Regions from separate parts of the Mus musculus genome. Here region 2 is linked to region 1. Evidence: chromatin loops called from intact Hi-C (ENCODE). Cell type or tissue: heart. All regions are shown on one strand. Each heading gives the region's core, and the rest is flanking DNA. Links, peaks and the distances in the headings are about the cores only.

The links. Peaks named below come from ENCODE experiments on the same cell type or tissue, not always from the same donor. Only the 100,000 strongest peaks of a DNase experiment are listed, where the experiment ranks them.
Region 2: a loop joins it to region 1, with 2.0 times the contacts of the local background. A loop is called at or near these places in 2 of 42 quality-filtered maps.

What each region holds. Positions count from the first base shown.
Region 1 is chr3:36,567,319-36,578,655 of GRCm38, reverse strand. Ccna2 (cyclin A2) reads left to right here and starts at 5,618. Exons shown (of 9, transcript NM_009828.3): 1 at 5,618-5,875; 2 at 6,353-7,018; 3 at 7,677-7,920; 4 at 9,567-9,676; 5 at 9,845-10,068; 6 at 10,725-10,932. The coding sequence starts at 6,833. Bbs7 (Bardet-Biedl syndrome 7 (human)) reads left to right here. Exons shown (of 19, transcript NM_027810.3): 15 at 96-260; 16 at 2,804-2,913; 17 at 3,008-3,111; 18 at 3,239-3,362; 19 at 5,034-5,513. The coding sequence ends at 5,167. In heart, for the core only: a CTCF peak has its summit at 6,364; a DNase peak (open chromatin) is centred at 6,525; H3K4me3 peaks cover 3,160 bases; H3K27ac peaks cover 2,216 bases.
Region 2 is chr3:36,469,672-36,481,008 of GRCm38, reverse strand. Anxa5 (annexin A5) reads left to right here and starts at 5,122. Exons shown (of 13, transcript NM_009673.2): 1 at 5,122-5,436; 2 at 5,549-5,579. The coding sequence starts at 5,577. 1810062G17Rik (RIKEN cDNA 1810062G17 gene) reads right to left here and starts at 5,072. Exons shown (of 3, transcript NM_028183.1): 1 at 4,770-5,072; 2 at 1,442-1,525. The coding sequence starts at 4,874. Mir7009 (microRNA 7009) reads left to right here and starts at 5,485; the gene lies at 5,485-5,548. In heart, for the core only: a CTCF peak has its summit at 5,057; DNase peaks (open chromatin) are centred at 4,598, 5,178 and 5,798; H3K4me3 peaks cover 2,528 bases; H3K27ac peaks cover 2,707 bases.

The DNA.
Region 1 (11,337 bases), core at 1,519-9,518:
AAATGTTTAGCTGTATTTGAAATTCTGCTTATAAATGTATATGTGTAGTTTTTCCTTGACCCACACAAATGTATGCCTCCACTGTTAAACTGCAGGCCTATGAACACACTGACTCTAACAGGCCAGTTCAGCTTTGCTGAAGTTCACTCCTGGGTGGTGTTCTGCCTGCCTGAAGTTCCTGAAAAGCCTCCAGCAGGGGAATGTGCAACATTTTACTTTCAGAATACCTTTCTGGATACACAACTTGAGTGTGTATACAGGTAAATCAGATTAATTATTTGTTAAGTCCTCATATAAAACATCTATGTTTTAATTTGTTTTAAGACAGGAATAGGGCTGGAGAGATGGCTCAGTGGTTAAGATCACTGACTGCTCTTCTGAAGGTCCTGAGTTCAAATCCCAGCAACCACATGGTGGCTCACAACCATCCGTAATGAGATCTGACACCCTGTTCTGGTGCATCTGAAGACAGCTACGATGTACTTAGATATAATAATAAATAAATCTTTAAAAAAGTAAAAAAAAGCCGGGTGTGGTGGCGCATACCTTTAATCCCAGCACTTGGGAGGCAGAGGCAGGTGGATTTCTGAGTTCGAGGCCAGCCTGGTCTACAAAGTGAGTTCCAGGACAGCCAGGGCTACACAGAGAAACCCTGTCTCGAAAAACAAAACAAAACAAAACAAAACAAAACAAAACAAAAGATAAAAGAAAAGAGACAGGAATAATTTCAAAATAATGTAACTAAAAATCTATAATGTTCAGCAGAAGCTATTAAATAGAATTAATGAGTATAAAAATGTTATTAGTAAAGATGAATATGTAAAGATTATTTTCCCAATAATGTCTGTATAAAATCTATGGTAATATTTGAATTATAGATATAATTTTCTACAGTTTTTAGATAAAATATTCTAAAAATATCTGTTAAACCAATTAAATCTATGGTGTCACTTAAGATGTCTCTAATTTTTGCCCTTATGATCTGTCAATCAATTAGAATGGGGTATTGAAGTCTCTTGCTATACTTGTATGGGGGCTAACCTGAGACTTTATCAATATTTGTTTTATGAGATAGAATGGTTCAGTTCATGTATGTTTAAAATTATATTGTCCTCTTGACAGATTGTTCCTTTAATCAATATGAAGTTCGTTTTTTTTTATCTTCTCTGACTAGTTTTGGTTTAAAGTCTTTTTTTTTTAGATTTATTTATTTATTATATGTAAGTACACTGTAGCTGTCTTCAGACACTCCAGAAGACGAAGTCAGGTCTCGTTACGGATGGTTGTGAGCCACTATGTGGTTGCTGGGATTTGAACTCCGGACCTTCGGAAGAGCAGTCGGGTGCTCTTACCCACTGAGCCATCTCACCAGCCCTTAAAGTCTATTTTGTCAGATTTCAGAACAGTGTCATCTGCTTATTAAGTCATTTGCTTGGGATACATTTTTCTTTCCTTTTACCCCATAGTAGCCTCTGTCTCTGATGGTGACATGACATATGAGCTTTAGAGACAGCAGGTAGATAGTTCATGAATTTCAGTCAACTCTGTTAGTCTCTGTCTGGTGACTGAGAAATTGAGAGTATTAATATTCAGATTTATAACAGAAAGCTGTGTATGATTGCCTGTCCTTTTGTTCATTTTGTAGTATTTTAGTGTTTTCTTTTTCTCTCCTGGTTAACTATTATGACTCAAAAGTGGTTTATTCTTCCCCTGGGGCCCCATATATGTGTTGTCTTTTTCTTCAGTTGGAGAATTCAGTCAAGTATCTTCTGTGAGTTGTCTTAATGGTCATGAATTGTTTTTATTATGAAAAATTTTTCTTGCCTCTTCAATTATAATTGATGGCTTTGCTGTGAGCTGTAGTCTGGGTTGGCAGTCTTTTCAAAATTTGAAAATCCTAAGTTTTCTAGCTTTGTAAAGTTGCCCTTGAGGACTCTGTTGTCATTGATCAGCCTTCCTTTATATGGGATTTGATGATTCTCTCTTGCTTCTTTCAAATAGAATTGAAGTTTCCTTGTTCTAAAATTTAGTGGTTTAACTACTGGCAAGGGATTGTTCTTTTCTGGCCTTGTCTGTTTAACATTCTGTCTGTCTCTGTATCTGCCGTTTCTTTGACTAACTTAGGGAAATTTTTTGCTACGATGTTGTTGAGACTTTTCTATATCTTTGAAAAATAGTTAATTCTCAAAACTCATAGATTTTGAATTTTCATTGAGTCCCAAATATCTGAAAGTGCAGCTTGAACCTTACTAATTTATCCATGCCCTTGGTGGGATGTTCCAATTTCTGAGATTGCAAGTGTGCTTCATTTTTCTATCATGAGAAGTAGAGATTCCTAAAGAAAACTAAGGGTCCTGAGACCATAAATTGTAGCAGTAGATGCTGTTCCTGAAAAATATCAGATGTCTCTCTTTCAGGTTGGATACCAGGTTTATTTTAAAAATAAAGCATACATTAATACAATTTATTTGTGTAATTATATTAAGGAAAAACATATGTGTGTATGTGTGGAAATAAGCCATTCTAAATACATTTTATATATGAGGTTTGCTATTGGCAATATTAATGTCCACGAAGAAAATCAGAATTTCTCATCTTAAGAGGTATGTGTATAATAGGATATGTAGTTCTGAGTTCAGAAGCTGACTTGGTATGGCAAAGGTCAGAATACATGTTTATGCTTTACCTTAATGATATATACAGATCATGTAAAATCAAATGAAATCTAAACACTAGCTAAAAGTACGTATTTATGGGGTCACTTGCTCCTCAACTTTTCTTTAAAAATATATTGATTTTGTAGGAAAGGAGAAGGAGTTTTTAAATCTGACAACATTTCTACAATATCCATCCTAAAAGATGTGCTTTCTAAAGAAGCTACAAAAAGGAAAATTAATCTCAACATATCATACGGTAAAAAAGGAAATTGTTCATTCCAATTTTTGCAGTTTTAATAGCAATGCTTTTCGTGAAAGTGACTTAACTGTGCCTGGCCAACTTCTTGTAGAGATAAACGAGGTGTCTGTCAAGCACACTTTAAAGCTAATTCACCCGAAGCTGGAGTATCAGCTGCTTCTGGCTAAGAAAGTGCAGTTAATCGATGCCCTGAAGGTAAGGCTGTGTCAGTGGGATCATGGACATGGCTGTGAGCTCCGGGCTTTCTAAGTCATACGCACATTGTTACACACCTAAAACCTGACCATTACGGTGCTTCTATTTCCTTTTAATTTTAAATAAGGAATTGCAGGTTCATGAGGGAAATACAGACTTTCTGACTCCAGAGTACCGATGTATTCTAGAAGAGGCAGATCATCTACAAGAGGAATACAAAAAGCAGCCTGCACATCTTGAAAGACTCTATGGTGAGTAGACCAGAAAAGCCTTTCCAGAAAAGCCTGCTGTGCTTCTTTTCAGCAGTTCTTTGGGGTTTTTTATTTGTTTGTCTGTTTTTGTTTTTTGTTTTTTGGGGGGTTTGTTTATTTTGCCAAATAGTTGTGAAAGGAACTAGGCAGAGACTACAGCAGCCACGAGCCTGTGGCAACCAGTTTATTGTACAAAATATGTATTTTTTCCAAGGTGGCCTTACATCTTAACCTTTTTTACTTTAAAATGCAAATAAATGTGAAAGTGGAATTATACCGTGAACATCTATGTGTATAGTGAAGAGGTGTTGCAACCCACACAGCCTGGACATCCACACTGTTTCTCACAGTGATTTTCAGGTTCTGTTGCTACTATAAAAAACTCAGCATTTAATCTATTTAGGCAAAAATTAGTAGGAATATTTATGTGATCTTTAAGTTAACAGCTTAAAATTTGTCTTGCTTTGGTGATAAGTTGGGTATATTACAGATTGCATTGAAAAAAGGAAAAAAGACCAAGGGAAGGGAAGGCAGAGATGGAGGGAGGGAAGACTAAGCAAAAGCTTGGATAGCAGTCCTTCTCTAAGATTTGTTGTGTGCAGCACACTGCACTATCTTTCTTGAGATATTTAACTGTTGCAGCAGCTCTGCAAGGGAGATGATTTTATCTTCATTTTCAATAATCTTTAGATAAAATATGGGAGTAAAGATTGCTCTCACATACCTAGTTAGTGGCAAAGCCTTCATTAAGCCCTTCTCTCCCTGACATGCAGGCCTGGGGCCATCATGACTGGTGTCCTCAGCCCACACTGATCCACTAACCTGCCTACAGAATTTATTATGCACCCAAGACTTTCTCACAGATGAACAGTACTGATATCTGAGTGTTCACTATTCGGCAAGCACAGGGTCTCTTAAAATATCCTTACATGATGGTGTTGCAGATCTACCGTCTCTCATCTGTGATTCCAAAATCTAGGAAGCAGCTTTGAAAACCAAAGTTTACCTTTGTAAATCATTTACCAGCAAATTGTCTTAATCTGATTGACTTCATGATAAAACCTGATTTAAACTGACACGAAGCTTTTTCTATTTTTTTTTTAAATCCCACTGAGTGCAAGTATTCACCTGTTTATTGTAAAAGCATTGCCATTTTGTTAGCAGATATCAGCACTCAGTCTCATTGGACCAATATAAAAAGTATCAATGGTATATTCTTTTTCTCTTCCTAAAATATACTTTTTTTCAAGGGTCTTGTATAAATAATAGACAACTTGAGTTGTCTCTGTGTTACATCTTGAAAACTCAAAGGTGCAGTAATTTCCCAGACCTCTGCACCCAGTAAGCCCATGGGTGAAGTGCTTCAGTTCAGACGTTCTTCCTGATGCAGCAGCAGTCAGTCGCTGGGATGCAGGGTGCACCGACACAGATTCAGAATCGCGACCAGTGGCTTGTCTAGGTCAGCAGTTGCAACCCATTGTTAGAAGGTTATCAAATATTTATGTCTTGAAAGTTGCTTCAAACCTTCTCCACATACACATCTGTTTTTAAAAACACCAACCTCTTCCAGGCTTGTATGTGTTGAATAATGGAGTCTCAGGTGGTGAGAGAATGCCACATGCATTGTTAAAAGAACTAATCAATAACAAGAAATAATATTTTTCTTCGTAGGTATGATTACTGATCTTTTTATAGATAAATTTAAGTTCAAAGGCACTAATGTAAAAACCAAAGTACCCATGCTCCTGGAGATTCTCGACAGCTACGACCAGAACACACTGATTTCTTTCTTCGATGCAGCATGAAAGATAAACAAGGTAGGCCAACAGGACAGCCGAAGAAGCAAGCAGAGCCTGATCAGACCCGAGGCACCTCAGATGGACGTCCCACATGTAATCAGAAGAGTGACGGCCTCTAAGCATCCCCCTACGAGTACCCATGAAAGTCCTTTTTATTGTGTACTTGAGGGGAAAAGAAGATCTTTTAGTCATTCATTTCAGGGGAATATTGCATTGAAAGTTTTAGAATACTATTAAATAAGAGCAAATAAGCTGTCTTTTGTTTTCAAAGGGTAGTTATGAAAACAATGATTACATTTTATTATATTTTATGTATGATTCTTAACTATTAAATGTGAACATTTAAGGTAATATACTTGTGTCTTTATATATTTATTTAGGTTTTGTATATATTTCTCTGTGTGTGTGTGTTTGGGTTGGTTTTTTTTTTTTTTTTTGTGGTTTTTGTTTTGTTTTGTTTTTCGAGACAGGGTTTCTCAAGACAGGATTTCTTTGTGTAGCTGACCTGGAACTAACTCTGCAGTCCAGGCTGGCCTTGCACTCAAGAGATCCACCTGCCTCTGCCTCCTGAGATGCCCGGAAAAGGCTTGGCCATCGCCTCCTGGCTGCCCGGTTTTCTTATGAACACTTTTTTTCTACTTTTGAGACATCATCTCACTACATAGCTGACTTGGACTAACTTGAATTCAGAGATCTGAAACTCTGGGATTAAAGGTATGTACCACAATGCACTTCATTTCTAAATGTAATATCTATTTGGGTCAGTGGAACTTCATGGTCTGATGTCACAACCAAGGATTAGCAAAATTAATGGACAGCTGAATTTCTTGTAGTACACCACTTGTTATCAACAATAGCTCATGTTGGCATTTTAAATTAACCCATCTTTAATTGGGGGTGGGGGTGGGGTAGTTTACTGGAATGCGGGGCATAGAGACACGCCTTTAATCCCAGATCAGTGAGCTCTGATAACGGATATCAGTGAGTCACAGGACAATTGGGACAGCATTATGAGACCCTGCCTCAAAATCAAACAACAAACAAATGATATACAGGAGAGGTGAAACAATAGTAAACAGTAAAAGTTCCAGCGTTTCCCTATGTTGTATGGCAGCATCACAGAGAAAGAGAAAGGAGTAGTGTACCCAGGACGGGGCAGTTTGTCATTCAGATCCATACGCTCCTGCCTAGGCGCCACCCAGCGACCAGGAGAAGGCGCTTCACCCCTTAGCTGAGGCGAAGGCCGACACCTCGAGGCCCCGAGGGCTTGTCTGGACCGCCCAGCGGCTCCGGCAGGATCCTATGAGGCTACAGATCCACTGAGCAGCAGAGATCGGCCGAAAGCGGCCGCCCGCCCCGCCCTCCTCTGCGCAGGCGCGTCCTCAGGCTCCCGCCCTGTAAGATTCCCGTCGGGCCTTCGCTCGCGGCGACCGGCGCTTCTGGTGACGTCACGGACTCCGGACGCCCTCATTGGTTTATTTCAATAGTCGCGGGCTACTTGAACTACAAGACCAGCAGCCGGCGGGCGGCGCGCAGCTCGCGGCTCCTGGGCTCTACGCTCCTCCCGCCTGCAGCCTCTGCTCCGCGGGTCGGCCGCCAGGGTCCCGCGCTGCTCCGGAGCGGCGGGCGCTGTGCACGCTCTGCCGCCGACAGAACCGGACCGGAGCCGCGATGCCGGGCACCTCGAGGCATTCGGGTCGCGATGCGGGCTCAGCCCTGCTCTCGCTGCATCAGGAAGACCAAGAGAATGTCAACCCCGAAAAACTGGCGCCAGCCCAGCAGCCGCGGGCGCAGGCGGTGCTGAAGGCCGGGAACGTGCGTGGACCCGCGCCGCAGCAGAAGCTCAAGACTCGACGGGTAATAGGGCGCGGGGGTCTGGAGGAGGGCCGGGCGGGAGCGGTCCTGGGTTTAGCAGCCCAGAGGGCCGGAAAGCACGCTGAGCATTCCAGGGGGAGTCAGGCTGCAGTCTTCGCGGTCCGGGCGTTTCTAGTACCAAATAGTCCCACGAGCTCTGCCGACCCGTGTAGACCGCCCTTCGGCACTAGTGGCGCCGCGTTCCAAAAAATGCCCGGGGTCATACCAAGCGTTGCCACTCGCGTGTCGACTTCCCCCAGCTGTGTACCTTTCCCTCCACTTTTAAAGCCAGGCATTGCATTAGGATGTAGATCCCTTCCCCCTCACCATCTGCTTCCCAGATTACTACTTCAGGGAAGGACATAAAGCAAGTATTCTTCGTGGTAAATTCCGCCATTTTAGCCAGACTTGCTGTTTTGCTCCACCCTGGGGCTAAAGTTGTGAATCAGTTCTTTGCCCTAACTTTAGTCTTTGATTAGTTTGGAATTCCAGTCCGTTCTATTTATAGCCTTTGTAGAAATGGCTGTGACAGATCGGTTTACACACCTTTACCTGGGCTTTGCCTCATGGACTTATATGTTTCTTAGAGTATTTGGAATTAAAAGCTGATACCCACCGGGCTAGAAGCAAAGTTGTATTGAAAAAGATTCCTCCTCTTTAGGTTGCTCCTCTTAAGGACCTTCCTATAAACGATGAGCATGTCACTGCTGGTCCTTCATGGAAAGCAGTCAGTAAACAGCCTGCCTTCACCATTCATGTGGATGAAGCAGAAGAGACTCAGAAGAGGCCAGCTGAGCTTAAAGAAACAGAGTGTGAAGATGCCCTGGCTTTTAATGCAGCTGTCTCTTTACCCGGAGCAAGAAAACCACTGACACCTCTTGACTATCCAATGGATGGCAGTTTTGGTAAGGTTGCTTTTTATTTTTACCAGTCTCTCTTCCTTCTTTCCCTCCTTTCTGTCTTTTTATTCCCCCTCTGGGTTTCTTGAGTATCCTTGACTGTCCTGAAACTCAATCTGTAGACCAGGCTGACCTTGAACTAAGAGATCCACCTACCTCAGCCTCCCAAGTGCTGGGATTAAAGGCATGTGCCACAACCACCAAGCCTGTGCCTTTTATTTTTGAGACAGGATCTCAACCTGTAGCTTATATCTTGATATTTTGAGTTTTAAGATTATGTCTTACCCGATCATACACAGTGAGTTAAGATTACCGCAATCTCATGACTAGTACTGACCTATGAAAGGACTCAAATCTTTAACCGGCAGGAGGGCACTGCAAACCAACATCAAGTTTAATTAGATCGTAAATATCTATCTTAATCTGACTTTATAAATGTTTGGCTAGGAGAATAGATTTCAGTTTTGTGTCTGACTCACTCCTTAACATGCCAGCCCTAAGAGTGCTCCTTGAGGCTACAGTTTTAAGCATTGTGATATCTACCATTCGTTTAAAACTTGTTTGAATGTTCATCAGCTTGTAGGTCAGACACATGGAAGGCAAAATAGCTGCGGTAGACAGCTCTGCGGTTGCTATGACATCACTGCATGGAGACCAGAGATACTGGTATCTGTCACATTCTACCTTATGCTGTGTGTGTCAGCAGAAGGGGTGTGCTTGCCTGTGCTGGTACAAGTAGAGACTAGTGGAGTACTTGACTTTGGGGTATCTTCAACCACTCTTCCATCTCATTTCTTGATAAAAGGTTTCTTTGGAGCTCAGCGATTTGGCTAGACAGCCTGGCCATCGAGGCACAGGGATATGACTATTTTCAACCCTTTTCCTCTCCCACTCCTGGGGTTACAGATAATGCTTCTGTGTGGTGCTGGGAATGCAAGCCATATCTTCATTCAGGCATATGCAGCAGGCACTGCACTAAGCCATTTCCAGCCGCTTTAGTTTACTTAGTTCTGCTGATGGGGAAGGAGGATATGGAAACAGTTTATTACACAGATTCTCCCATCTCAAGATAACTGAAATGGTAAAAACTAGAGCTGAGTATATTAATGCCTATAAACAGCACTCAGGAGGCTGAGGCAAGATTGCCAGCCTAGGGCAACAGAGTCAGTTTCAGGCCAGTTTAGCCTATAGAATGAGACCCAATTTTAACAAACACCAAGTCCCTTACAGATCAGTGTTTGGACATGATATGACAAACTTGATATCTTTACTAACATTTGTTAATCATGCCATTTACCTGATTCTAATGACTCCCTCATTATGATCTGACTATGGCAACCCATGGGATCTGCAGTCTCTCTTAAGGCAAAAATAATTATTTTAAAACTTTGCTGTTACGTTCTTGTCCTAAAAGAACCATTGTTTCATCTGCTCATCTCTGTGGAGGATGATACTTTAAAGTAATTCTCCGTCTTCTTAGTAGCCTATTGGTGTACATACATGCATACATTTATTTCTGTTTTGGAACTAAGGTTATCCTAGAGCTTTGACAAAAGTCCTAAAACCAGAATTAGATGTTCTATGTTGCTTTGCTATTAGGGTGTTTTTGATTGGAAGAGATAAATACTTTGGTTTTAATCTCACACACACAGAATCACCACATGCTATGGATATGTCTATTGTCTTAGAAGACAAGCCAGTGAACGTTAATGAAGTACCTGACTATCAAGAAGACATTCACACGTACCTTAGGGAAATGGAGGTAAGGCTCTGCTCATTACAAATGGCTAAGTGAAGCAGAGAGGGTAATGCTGACGCCTGCTAACTACTAGCAAGTTACTCTAAACTTAAGATTATGGTGTATGCTTCTTTGTGAATGATGAAGTCACCTGATAATTATGTTAACTCTGATTCCCCCCCCCCCCTTCAGGTTAAATGTAAACCTAAAGTGGGTTACATGAAGAGGCAGCCAGACATCACTAACAGCATGAGGGCCATCCTTGTGGACTGGCTGGTTGAGGTGGGAGAAGAATATAAACTACAGAATGAGACCCTGCATTTGGCTGTGAACTACATTGATAGATTCCTCTCCTCCATGTCTGTGTTAAGAGGGAAGCTTCAGCTTGTAGGCACGGCTGCTATGCTGCTAGCTTCGTAAGTCCACCTAGTTTGGTTCAGAGTCATCATTCACTACTACTCCCCCCACACCCCCATTTATATATTTTTTGGATGTTTTGCCTGCATGTATATCTGTAGCACATGTGAGGTCCCTGCTGAGGCAGAAGAGGTCATTGGGTCCCCTAAGCTTGGTGTTATATACTGTTAAGAGCACCATGTGGGTGCTGAGAATTGAACCTGGGTCCCAGCCAATACTCTAACCATTGTACCATCTCTTCAACACCCAGTTTTAGGAATGGCTGTGGGATGATTCTGAACAGAGAGTGAAACTTATTTTCTAATCTAATATATAAAGCTTTCTAGATCTGGATTTCACATGCCTTGAATGAGCATAGGCCAACCACATTTTATCACACTAGATTGAGTTTGAAAGTGTGGCTCTTCTACAATAAAGTGCTTTCTGGGGTATAAGCTGTATCTTCCTTCTATCAGGAGATATTGTATGCAGGGGGCGAATCAGAAGTCCTTTAGTGACTTGGGCCTTTGAATTGGTTTTAACCATCTCAGCTAGAGATGTCAGTCAGCTGTCAGTGGGATGTGGTTGATGGAAGTGAGTGGAGTCTACAGTCTTTGCACTTCAGATTAAGACAAGACCTTCTGAATAAACTCACTCACAACTGCTTTTGTTATAGGAAGTTTGAAGAAATATACCCCCCAGAAGTAGCAGAGTTTGTGTATATTACAGACGATACCTATTCCAAGAAGCAGGTTCTGAGAATGGAGCACCTAGTATTGAAAGTCCTTGCTTTTGACTTGGCTGCACCAACAGTAAATCAGTTCCTTACCCAGTACTTCCTGCACCTGCAGCCTGCAAACTGTAAGGTTGAAAGCTTAGCAATGGTAAGTCCAGTTTGGGGGTTGTTTTTAGGTTGCAATTAAGGGGCAAGCACTGGTTTCGTCAAATAACACTGCTTAAGTCTTTTCGGACAGTTAATGCTCCAATACACAGAAAATGCTATGGCCCTCTCTACCTGTGGGCTCTGCACTTATGGTATAATAAACAGGCATTAAACGTAGCTGCCCATGTACTGGATAAGCACACACCAATCATATGTGTATTGTCTATTTTGTTTTACAAGTAATTCAGTGATATTCTATGTATATAGCATTAACTTATGAAAATAGCATGCATCTTTTATATGTAAGAGATTTAAGTATCTAGTGTCCATGGATAGGGGCTGAGAGGTTCAGGAGAGAACTTCCCAATGAATACACAAAAGTGACCATGCTGGAAAGGCGCTAACT
Region 2 (11,337 bases), core at 1,298-9,297, 97 kb after region 1:
GCTATCCCCAGATAACCCACTCAAGCTGTTCCCCAGATAGCTCACTGAGGCTGTTCCTATGTAGCCCATTCAAACTACCCCCAGATAATCCTCTGTTCCCTGTATAACCCATTCAAGCTGTTCCCCAGGTAACCTATTGGAACTGTTCTTCATCACAATACTTTAAACCGTATCTGAAAGTGAAGAAGTGGGGAAAATAAAGATAGGTCACAGACATTATTTAAAATCCATGAATATCATGACCTTGGAAGGTGGCCCTGGAATTTCAGTCATGTTGACCTCCAACACAGACTGTTTGAACATTAATTATGCCTTTGTAATAGCTTACCCTCAAGGCCACAGGATCTTACTATGACTGTAGGTCAGGAATCCGGAACAGGCTTGCTGGATTGTATGACACTTAGGGCTTTCCCTGTGGTGCAATCAAAGTGCTGAGATAAGCTGAGGGGCTCCTTGAGGTGGTGGTGGTGGTGGTGGTGGTGGTGGTGGTGGTGGTGGTGGTGGTGGTGAGTCCTTCATGGTGTCTCCTTGAGGCACCAGGAGCAGCAGGGCAAGGTTAAGCCTCTAACTGCCCACCCTAAATGCTGACTCTAAAGGCTTCTCTTTCAGTGGATGGTGCAACACACACATCTTGCTCATACATGTACGGTATGTCTCTCTAGTGGAAACACCAGAATGGCTGCCCCTGCAGCCTCACTCCTTGTTATAGGCTGCCAGCACACAAGCAGGGTGGGGCTGAGGTCTCAGTGCCTGCCCCATATCTCCTTTCCACTGTATCTTTTGTAATAGGTTTTATAATAGCTTTTATAATGAATTGATAAGTAGACGTAAATCTCTTACTGAGTCTTGTGACTCACCATTCAATTTTATATGAAACCTGAGGAAGAGGCTGTAGGAAACCTGATATATAGCCATTGTTCAAAATTGTTGGATGAGGGGGGCTAGGAAATTGGCTCAGCACTCGCTGCTTCTGCGGAGGATCTGGCTTGATTCCCAGCACCCATAAGGTGACCCAACCATCTGTAACTCTAGTTCCTGGGGGATCTGACATCCTCTTCTAACCTCCTTTGGCACCCGACATGCACATGGTATATATACATGATACATGGAATCAACATGCTTATGTCCATAAAGTAAATCTCCTTTTTTTTTTCCTTTTAAATCTATTTTTTTCTTTTTCAACCCAGGACTCACAATGGGTGTCTGAAATGAAGATAGTCTTATGGGACTAAACCCATAGTCTATCAGGTAGATCTTTTCCCCAGGTAGAGTCAAAATTCAATTGGAGTTTATACAATTAGTATCTGAGGAGTTGGAGAATTGCTTATTGTGAATGGAACACCCTTCCCCCCACCCCAAATTAACTAGTATATGAAATCGTTCCCCCTTTTGTAAAACTTTGAAAAACAAGACCAATGAAATACATACGTCACATACATACACAGAGACTGATAAGAAATTGCTCATGTGGCTGGAGAAGCAAAGGGTTGTACCATCTGCCATGCGTATGCAGGAGGTCGGGAGGCTGGTGGGAGAGCACAGAGGAGAATCATGAGTAAATCCTAATTCCAGTCTGAAAGCCTGAACCTGAAGCACAATGGGAGGAAGACTACCATCCAGCAGTATGGCAGAAACGAACCAGTTCCTCCTGGCCTTTTGTTCTATTTAAGCCCTTAGCAAAGGGGGTTAGGCCTACCAGGGAGGTGTCTGTTTTACAGAGTTTACCAATCCAATGCTAGGCTATTTCAGAAATGCCTTCATAGACATAACATAGAGGCGACATCTAGCCAGACATCTGGGTACCCTGTAGCCCAGCTAAGCTGACACATAGACCTTCCTACTGCCATGCGGAGCTTTCCCTGACTGATTCCCTCACTACCCAGTAGCTTGCTTAACCTGCCAGGCTGCGTGCTAGCTAGACAGATTCGGTGTACCTTTCCTCCCACCCCCTGTGCTCTCAGTGTCAAAGGCAAGGCATAAAATACATTCATGGATGAATGAACAGAGTGAAAGATGCAAATGTTAGCAGGACTGGAGGCTGGAATGAGGTGGAGTGTGTGGGGCGATGGTGTGTTGGTAGCCGGTAGCTAGGCTCACAGCTCCGGAGCTGTGAATGGATTTAGAGAGATGTATTTTCATTTTTGAGTGGGATGGGTAGGGATTGAATCATCAGCATGAGAAATGAGGGCTGGGTTCGGTGGCCACAGTTTTTGGAAGGAGAAAGAGGCACGAGGAATTGAAGTCAATCATTCTGTTATTTCAAGAATTGAAGAAGGCAGCTCCTGTAATTCCAGCCAATACCCCAAACAAGGGAAAAATCAAATCACCATCCAAGGTTGCATACTAATATGATCATAAGACACAGTTTTAATCACGAATGGCCTTCTACAGATTCAGACACTGTCTGAGAATACATCCATTCGTCTAGGAAAGTTCTCTCAAAGTTTATTTTGATATCACTTAATAATTCTGAATACTAGGAATTTGTGGTAAGTTGTAACCTTTGTTGAAAGGCAATAAACCCATTTTACACTGCATTCATGCTCTGATGTATTCATATGCTTTAAATATGAAATGTCTCCCATAGGCTTCTATGTTTAATAGTTCTCAGCTGGTGGTGCCATTTTGGGGAGATTATAGAAATTTGAAGATTACATCTGGTCTCCTTCCCCATTCTGCCCTGTCCATCATGAGGCGAAGAAGTTCTTTCACCACATACTCCTGCCGACATGATAGTCTGTCCAGGAGTGTGGGCCAAGCAACCATGGAGCAGAGTCCCTAAAGCTGTGAGCCATTAGGTCATTTTGTTCACAGCCACACTAGTGTGAACTCCTCAAAGGCCTGTACTGTGGGAGGGGCTCAAGGTCCAGCAGCAAATGAGACACAGGATATCTGTCCTTTCCTAAGTGTATTTTGAAGATCCTCTCATTGCTTATTTATTTGTTTGTTTGTTTATTGCAGCACTGTGGACCAAATCCAGGGTCGTGTGCACAGTAGGAAAGCACTGGACCCCAGAGCTACATCCCCTTCCTAACTTTACTTTGGATTTTAAGTCAGAATCCCACTAAGTTCCCCAGGCTGGCTTTGAACTCCCTCTGTAGACCAGACTGACTTTGACTTTTTCATTTCCCTGACTTAGATTCCTAAGCAGCTACATCAATAGGCCTACACCCTTAGGCCTGGCTAGCCCTTTAAAGACCAAAGCATTCTTTCTGAAAGAGTCCTATGACATATTGTAATTATTTATCCAAGATCCACAGTCTAGTCTCCTGTTGGGAAGTTGATTAGCTTTTTTATTTTTTGTTAAATACAAATGTTTTGAATAAAAATAATGGAAGGGCATCTAATGTTATGAATCTCCAGAGTCTCTGCTTTTAAGTTCTTGGACAACACATCCACAGGCTGTTAGCATAGTGGCTCCAGACACCGTTCTGAAGATGTCATCTGGTGAATCACTCCCAGACTGATATGCTGAAAACCCAGCTTCCAAGATCATAGGATTGCTTTTAAGAAGCGTTAAATTATGGACATTCCACTTTGTGATTGGGAGTAATGCCCTGATAAAGGAGGCTTCAGAGGCCAGTGAGCATCTTGTGCCATGTGATGCTTCAGTGAGATGAGGTTCTCTGAGGAAGCCGACCCTCACCAGACCCTGAATGTGCAGAGCCTTGATCTTGAATTTTCCAGCTTCCAAACAGCTGAGAAATAAAATTCTATTGCTTGTAAGAAACCAAGTTACAGCATCTCGTGCTTTCTTTCACAGTGTGCCCTCTCCTCAGTGCTACGCTATATTTAGAATATTAAGGTAGGCCATTTTATGAATGTCTCCTAGGTGCTCAGAACACTCAATAGCATTCAGTCAGGCTTCCTTCCCTCTAGTAGGAAAGGCTTCTGAAAAGCCTTCTTGGGAAATAGTGTTCCTCTGCCCTCTCATGCATGAGCTCTGCCTTTCAACACGGAAAGTCAGCTTGCTCCTCCAGACTGGGGTCCAGGTGAATAAGCTAATTGTAATAGGATGTAAAGGCAACATTTGCTGGGGAAGATCAAAGGTCTGGGTCTAATAATTTATGTTACTCCTTGGCTGCAGGGCGGATCACTAGTCACTGCCAGCCGTAAGGCAGTTTTCCACAGCACTGTTAAACAGGCTTCTGCGGTCTTAACTCCAGAGAAGGAGGACACGGAGTTGAGTAGATGTAAGAAAAAAAAATACTTAGGTCAAAGACTGAAGGAGATGCTAGTAGAAAGAAAGTAGATAAGTGTGAGCGACTGAGAGATAGGTGGGCCTTAAAGGAATGCGGGGGCGAGGAGGCAGGGAAATGGTTGCATCGAAGTCATAACCGTACTTGAAGGGTCAAGTGAGAGGATCCCTTAGTGTAGGCAAACAAAACAAAACAAAACAAAAACCAAAGTAGTCTAGAAATTACAATTCCCTGGGAGAGGTGCTGGAATGTCTAAGGCTGTGGGAGCGGCTAGGTCCCCAGAGAAGGGGGCGCATGAACAGGAAAAGCAATAGGACAAGGGTACACAAGGGAAAATGGCAGGCTTCCCCTCCTCAGCGGCAGTTTTGTCTGCTTTTCCAGAAAACCATCAGTCTACCTATCAGGGCCAGACTCAGCATGTGGCAAGGCTCCCCCAACCCCCACCCTCGGTTAGCTTCTTCTTGCTCAAAAACCTGATTTTGATCCTTCTAGAACATCCGCGATCCTTTTGCAGCGTCTTTAGGCCTGGGGGCGGGCGGGGGGGGGGCGGGGAAGCTCCATCTTAGTCACCTTGCACCTGGGGTCTTTGAAGTTACAGGCTGAGTTTGGAAGTGAAACCATTTCCGCTCTGAGGCTTTGACACTGCCAGGTACAGCTCTTAAAAGAGCTGCCCATCAGCTACACGGACATCCAGAGGCAAACACTAGCACGAAACACTTGGAAAGCAGTCTGGAAAAGGTCCTCACTGTCCCATGCTTAGAGTGCGGTGCAAGACGCTGTGAGGTGCCGCTGTGACAGTCCCTAACTCTCTAGACACACCCAGACCCCTGGGCCTGCAGCGCCTCCAGCGTAGCGAAGAGTGAGCGAAAAGCCCCACGCAGGCGCAGGAGCATAGAGGCTAGGACGTGGCAGGGCGTGTCCTGATGGGGGCGCGGCCCGGGCTGGGACCTAATTAGGGAGGTGGCCATGGTAGGGGGGTGGCCTTGTCTGAGGAAAGTACCGTATCCAGGGATGTGGCAGCTGCCTGGGACAAGGCGGGGCTTATAGTGCAGCGTCTCTGGGGGCGGGACCCTGGTGGGTGTGTGATCTTGGCAGGGGCGTGGCGTGGCGGGGCCAGGTCGGGCTAGGCTGGGCTGCCCAGGGCGTTTCCGTTGCACGGAGTTGTGAAGAGTACTGCCTTGTCCTTTGGCGTGTGCATCGGTCCTGCTCTCACCCGCAGCCTGCGCTCTACTGCCTGGTAAGTGGCCGTAGTCCCGGGAGCGACTCCTCCACCAAGGGCTCAGGGCCCTTTTGGGGTCAGGGGACCAGAGCTCCAGTGACCCTGTCTCTCTTTTCCCCTCTCCCTGCAGCTCCAGTCCACTCCTGACCGACAGCATCATGGTAAGCCGTGTGACCGCGACCAGGGCGATCGGGACCCTCTCTGAAGGCAGCTGCCTTCGCAGTCTCTTGGTTTTCGCCTTTCCCATCTGTGTCCCGCTCTGTGTCCTCTCTGTGACCTCTTGGGTGTCCCCCTCCGTGTGCGCTCTCCTGTTTTCTCCCTCGCCCCGGAGTGTCCGGAACCAGCCGGTGTTTCTCCCCGGTGCATGTGAATCAGGCCGCCCCAAATCCAGAGTTGCCAAAATTAGATCCGGAGCAGGAACAGTTCTCTTGGTCATGTGAGGAGAACGCCCTTTGGCTTCCCCTATTTTTTTATTTTTCCCGCAGTTTCCTGTGTTTGAATACTGGGTGTGCGTGGGCAATCTCCATGGTGCTTCAGGGGAGCTTTTTCCAGCGCAAGGCGCAACTTATTTAACAGGAACCGACTGTGCCTTTTCTTTCTCTTTTTCTGCTAAAGGCAGTGAACCAAAAAGCTGGGTTTCCAAAGTAATGAACTGGCAAAACGAGTTCTGAATTGAATTTGCCTTGGGATTCTTTCAGAAGTTGACTTCCGAATAGGTTTTTGTTGTTGTCATTGTTTTAGGAGATCTCTTAGTATTTTTCAAGACTGTAGCAAAGAAAAGTTGATTTTTGTTTTGTTTTGTTTTGTTTTCCAAGCTAGGGTTCCTCTGTGTTGCCTTGGCTGGCCTCGAACTCACAGACTGCCTCTGCTGAGGGCTAGAACTAAAAGCCTTCACCACCACCGCCCAGCGTATGTAGTAATTTTTCAAAGCTGGTCATGTGAAGAAGTTATCATACCTAAAATATTCCGCCCTGAGGCAAAGTGGTTATACCTGGAATCCCACATCTTGGGAGGTAGAGGCAGGAGGATCAGGAGTGAAAGATCATCTTTGGTCATCAAGGGCCTTGGCTTTAACAGGCGGCCTCAACAAACAAAACAACAAAGCTTTCATCCTGAATGAAACTAATTTAATCTTGCCAATGTGACTGACCTGTTCAGAGTCTGGACAATCTTTTAAATAAGTGTTTCAGCCTACTCAGTGTGCCTGAAAACACACACACACACACACACACACACACACACACACACACACTCACACACTCGATCTCTCTCTTCCTCTCCCTCCCTCCCTCCCTCCCTCCCTCCCTCCCTCCCTCCCTCCCTTCCTCCCTCTCTCCCCTTCCCCCTTCTTCCTTCCTTCCCTCCCTTCCCTCCCTCCTTCTCTCCTTCTCCCCCTTCTTCCCTCCCTCCCTCCCCCCCTCCCTCCCTCCTTCCCTCCTTTCCTTCCTCCCTCCTTCCCTCCTTCCCTCCCTCCTTCCCTTTCTCACCAGTTAACTAGCTTGCTTGCTTTAGTACCATTGGATAAGATTTCATGACTCTTCCCAAGAGGCTGTGGAGGGATTAAGATGATTTGGTAACGCTATTGAGTTTATACAGTGTACAGTGTTGCCATTCTCTGGGTTTGCACATGAATAGATAGTTTGCTCATATTACCTCAAGGGGACCTTGGATTTAGGTTCTTCAGCAATAAAGTGCATTTTTTTTTTTTTTTTGTGGGATTAGCTTTACTCCTCTGAGGAGTTTATTTTCATATGTTGGTGTGGTGATAGACATGGTGATTATCAAGCCTCATAGAACAACCCCTCCATCCTTGCCTATTTGGCTTACTCTTAAATAGCTTGTAAATTTCCCAGGGATGTCTCCAGTGTTTTGGTTTTGACAAGGTCCTGATGTGCAGCCCAGGTTGGTTTGGAAGGGTAGGCTTCCTCTTTCTGTGAGACCCCCTTGCCTCAGCCTCCCAAGCCCGGAAATGACAACCGTGCCACCGCAACCGTGCCACCGCAGCCAGCTTGCAGCTTCTCAATCAACTATTTTTCACTATATCCACTCTTTATAGGTAGTATTGGAAACACTGTAGCACGCTGAGCTTTTCAGTGGCTTTGTCAGTAATCTTTGGAAAGCACATAAGTAAACCACTTCCTTAAAATATCTCAGATTAGGGTAGTGTTTTGTATCTTGCATTTGGTGATACAGTATGCCCACCCACATTTTATAAGTGCTGTCCCTCCCTCTCCCTAGTGGTTTTGAGGACCAGATCTCAAAGAGTTCAGCCTGGCCTTGAACTCAATATGTAGCTGAGGATGACTTTGAACTTTGACCCTCCTGCCTTGACTTCCCAAGTGCTGGGCTTACTGGTGTGCACCCCCATGTCTGTCTATAGCTGCATTCTGCTGTCCTCTGGATTCTGATGTCGTCTAGGAAAACTGGAGCTTTATGTTAGGTTTCACAGAGTTTCTTTTGTTGGAAGAACTTTTGTTGACCCAAAGGATAGGAACCAGAGACTTGCATTCCATGACATCTGGAGAGGATGGTATTAGATTTCTACCTCAGAGGTGTGTGCTTCAGCAACTAAAAATGCATTGTTTAAATATTAATGTCTCTTGCTTATTGAAATAGTTTTCCACTACAACAATTCTTCATATTTATGAACTTTGACTATGTACCTATATTAATAATTTACTTTTACTTATGTTGGGACTGCACCATTTATAAAAGTACAAAAACACAGAGGCAGGTGTTTAGGCAGAATATGAGTATGACCATCTTGCTAAGAATTTAAATAGAAAGAATTGGTTGAGCTAGGTAGTGGTATACTCCTTTAATCCCAGCACTCAGGAGGTAGGGGCAGGTGGATTTCTGTGAATTTGAGGCCAGCCTGGTCTACTGAGCAAGTTCCAGGACAGCCAGGGATACACCACAGAGAAACCATGTCTTGAAAAAAAGTTGTCTGTATCTCATAGACAAATGAACCATTTCATAAATTTTAATTCTGTTCAAAGATTTCATTTTCAGGTAATCAAATTTTAAGAATTTAATTTTGGGCGATCTGAATTTAATTTTACTAGTTTTGTTGTTCTTTTTTTTTTTTTTTTCTTTTGGGGGTAGTTGCTTTTCGAGAGGGTTTCTCTGTGTAGCCTTGGCTGTCCTGACCAGGCTGGCCTCAGACTCATAGAGATCCACCTGCTTCTGCCTCCCAAATGCTGGGGTGAAGGGTGTGCACCATCACTACTCAGCTGGTTTTGCTGTTCTTAAAGAGTTAATATGTTCACTAGAGTAGGAATGTCATGAACACAAAAACTGGGCTGTATAAATGTTCAGTAGAAACTCCAAGAGTACCAGTTACCTCTGTGATGTGTATTTAAACTGTTTAAGAGTTGGTTGGAAGATTTGGGAGTTGGTTTAGAATTGTGGACTCATAGCAGTAATTTACCAAGGCCCCTTGCAGAGCTGGCAGGATCAGAGTAAACACGTTCATTTTCTCTGAGCTCATTACAAAGGAATCTGTGGACATTGACTTCCATCTCAGGTTGGTTATCTCTGGGTCAAGGTTGCCTGTGGCCCATGGCCTGATGCCCCGGCTCAGTGTGGCACAGACCCCAATCCCCTTGACTCTGGCTTCCTTTGTTTTCTGAGAAAGCAACTTGGCTGCTCTGCAAGCCACCGAACCCTTCACTGGCATCAGCAAGGCCTGGTTTCCTTATCGTTTACCTGAGCTCCTTGGAAGACCTCTTCTGGTGTTTAAGTGACCTAGAGATATGTGGATTGTGACTTTCTTCTGTTAATGACTTCAGAGTGCAAAACAGTAAATATATTTCTAATCGTAGATCCATTTCTGAAACACACTTTAGTTGCATAACTGTCTACTATTCCAAAATTGCACAAGTGTATTAGTTGAGTTAGAAGTGTTGTTCCTAAAGTCTTTGCTTTAAAAGTGTTTTTGATTCATCCTTTCTTTCTGTTACTAGCTCACACAGTATGCAAACATGTAAGCCACTGGTTGGAAGGAACGCATACTGCAGTTGGCTTCATTTCTTGGGACTCTTGCTTCCCTTGCCTTTACTTTCCCTTTGTGTGTGCATTCAGACCATTTGGATATTTGCTTTCCCGCTCCATCCAGGTATTGTCTCCTAGGTCTTGTGAGACTGGATAGCATAATTGGAGCTGTGACTAAGAGTTGTTGCTAGGATGGGTACTTTGCCAAACTTTTCAAATGCATTATCTAGTACTTGAGATACATTTTGGAAATAGGTATTACTCTTTTTTGAGGTGGCTTTGCTGGCACTATTTGTGTAGGATAAAGGAGGGGAGGCATCGGAAGTAGGCACAGTGGGAACAAATGCAAATGCTTAGGGCATGTCGGAGAATTCGGCAGGATGGAACTTTAGTAGCACTGCCAGAGTGACCATAGTAAGGGAGGTGAAAGGTGCCCTGTCTGGGAAAGGGATACCAGGGAGAGAGGCAGAGCCAGACCCCAGTGATAGGAATTGTTCTCTAGGTGGTGGAGAGCCCTTCTTGGGCCATTAAAGGTGAGTATGCCTGGACCAGATTTGTGTTTAAGACAGAGTATTATGGAGCTAGCATGGTGGCTGCATTCCTGGGGGCTGTAAAAGAGAGATAGCCTTGTTGCAGTTGGAAGGGAAACTGGATCACTTGGGAACGTGTTCCAATAGTCCCAGGGAGTGCCTTACCACCACCACAGAATTAAACTAGGTACTGGCAAGGACTTTATTATTATTATTATTATTATTTAGACAAGATCTCACTCAGACACAGGCTTGCCTTGAGCTCACAACAATCCTCCTGTATCAGTGTCCAGGTCCTAAGAATACAGGCATTAGTCACCATGCGGGACACAGCTGGGCCTAGATAGGAGGGACCTATGGGAGAAGGGGACCACCTTGATAAGTGACGGAGGAGGTGTCTGATGAGGGCCAGGTGCAGGACCGGCCGGCTGGCGGCTGAGTTTAGGCTTGGACAGAGAAGACAGAACTGGATTTATTGAATTTGAGTTCCCATCAAATATTAAGGTAATTAGTGCTCACATTAGGCAGGCAGTTCACAACTGCCTGTAACTCTAGTTCCAGGGGATCAAATGTCTAATTGTGGCCTCTGTGGGTTCCCATACTCTGGTGTATATAGGCTCACATAGGTTCACATGCATACACATCAATTCAAAACAAAAGCTTTACTGGGCCTGGAGAGATGGTTAAGGGCACTTGCTCTTGCTGAGGATCCGGTTTTTCCCAGCATCCACAACTGCTTATAACCATCTGTTCTAAGTAGCCCTAGTTCTAAGGGGCCTGATGCCCTGTCCTGGCATCTGTGGGCACTAGGCACTTGTGTGGTGCACATGCATGCACACAGTCAGACACTCACATACAGAATTTCTGAAGTGTTTAGGCCGCACTTCCCACTGAACAGCAAGGTACACTCACACTCCCCAAGTCCTCCCTCATCTCTGCTGATTTTTATATTATTTATCTCTGTCTATAACTAGACAGTGCTTGAAATGTTTCTACCTTAGCATAGTTTAAGTCATAGTCATTAGATTTGTGCTTCTGAAATACACAAGGAAATAAAGCTTCGAATCTGTTGACTCATCTATAAGCCTGGTTGTTTTCTGATCATCTTGCAAATGGATTGGTTGGCTGCTTTCCAAGTGGTGTTGACAGAATGCCCCTCAGGACAGTTAGGTGAAGCAGCAGGCTCTCACCTATCTCGAGAACTCAAAGGAGCTGAAGCTATTGCACACATCAGCAACAGAGACACCTCCCTCACTGCTGGCAGCTTCTCAGAGCACACCTTGTTTCTTTCATTTACCAATGTTTGCCATTGAAAGACATTCCGCACTGGCAGGGAAGGTTAAAACCAAAACATACAGCAGCAAAAAAATACACACCAAAGATTTCTTTGAAAAAA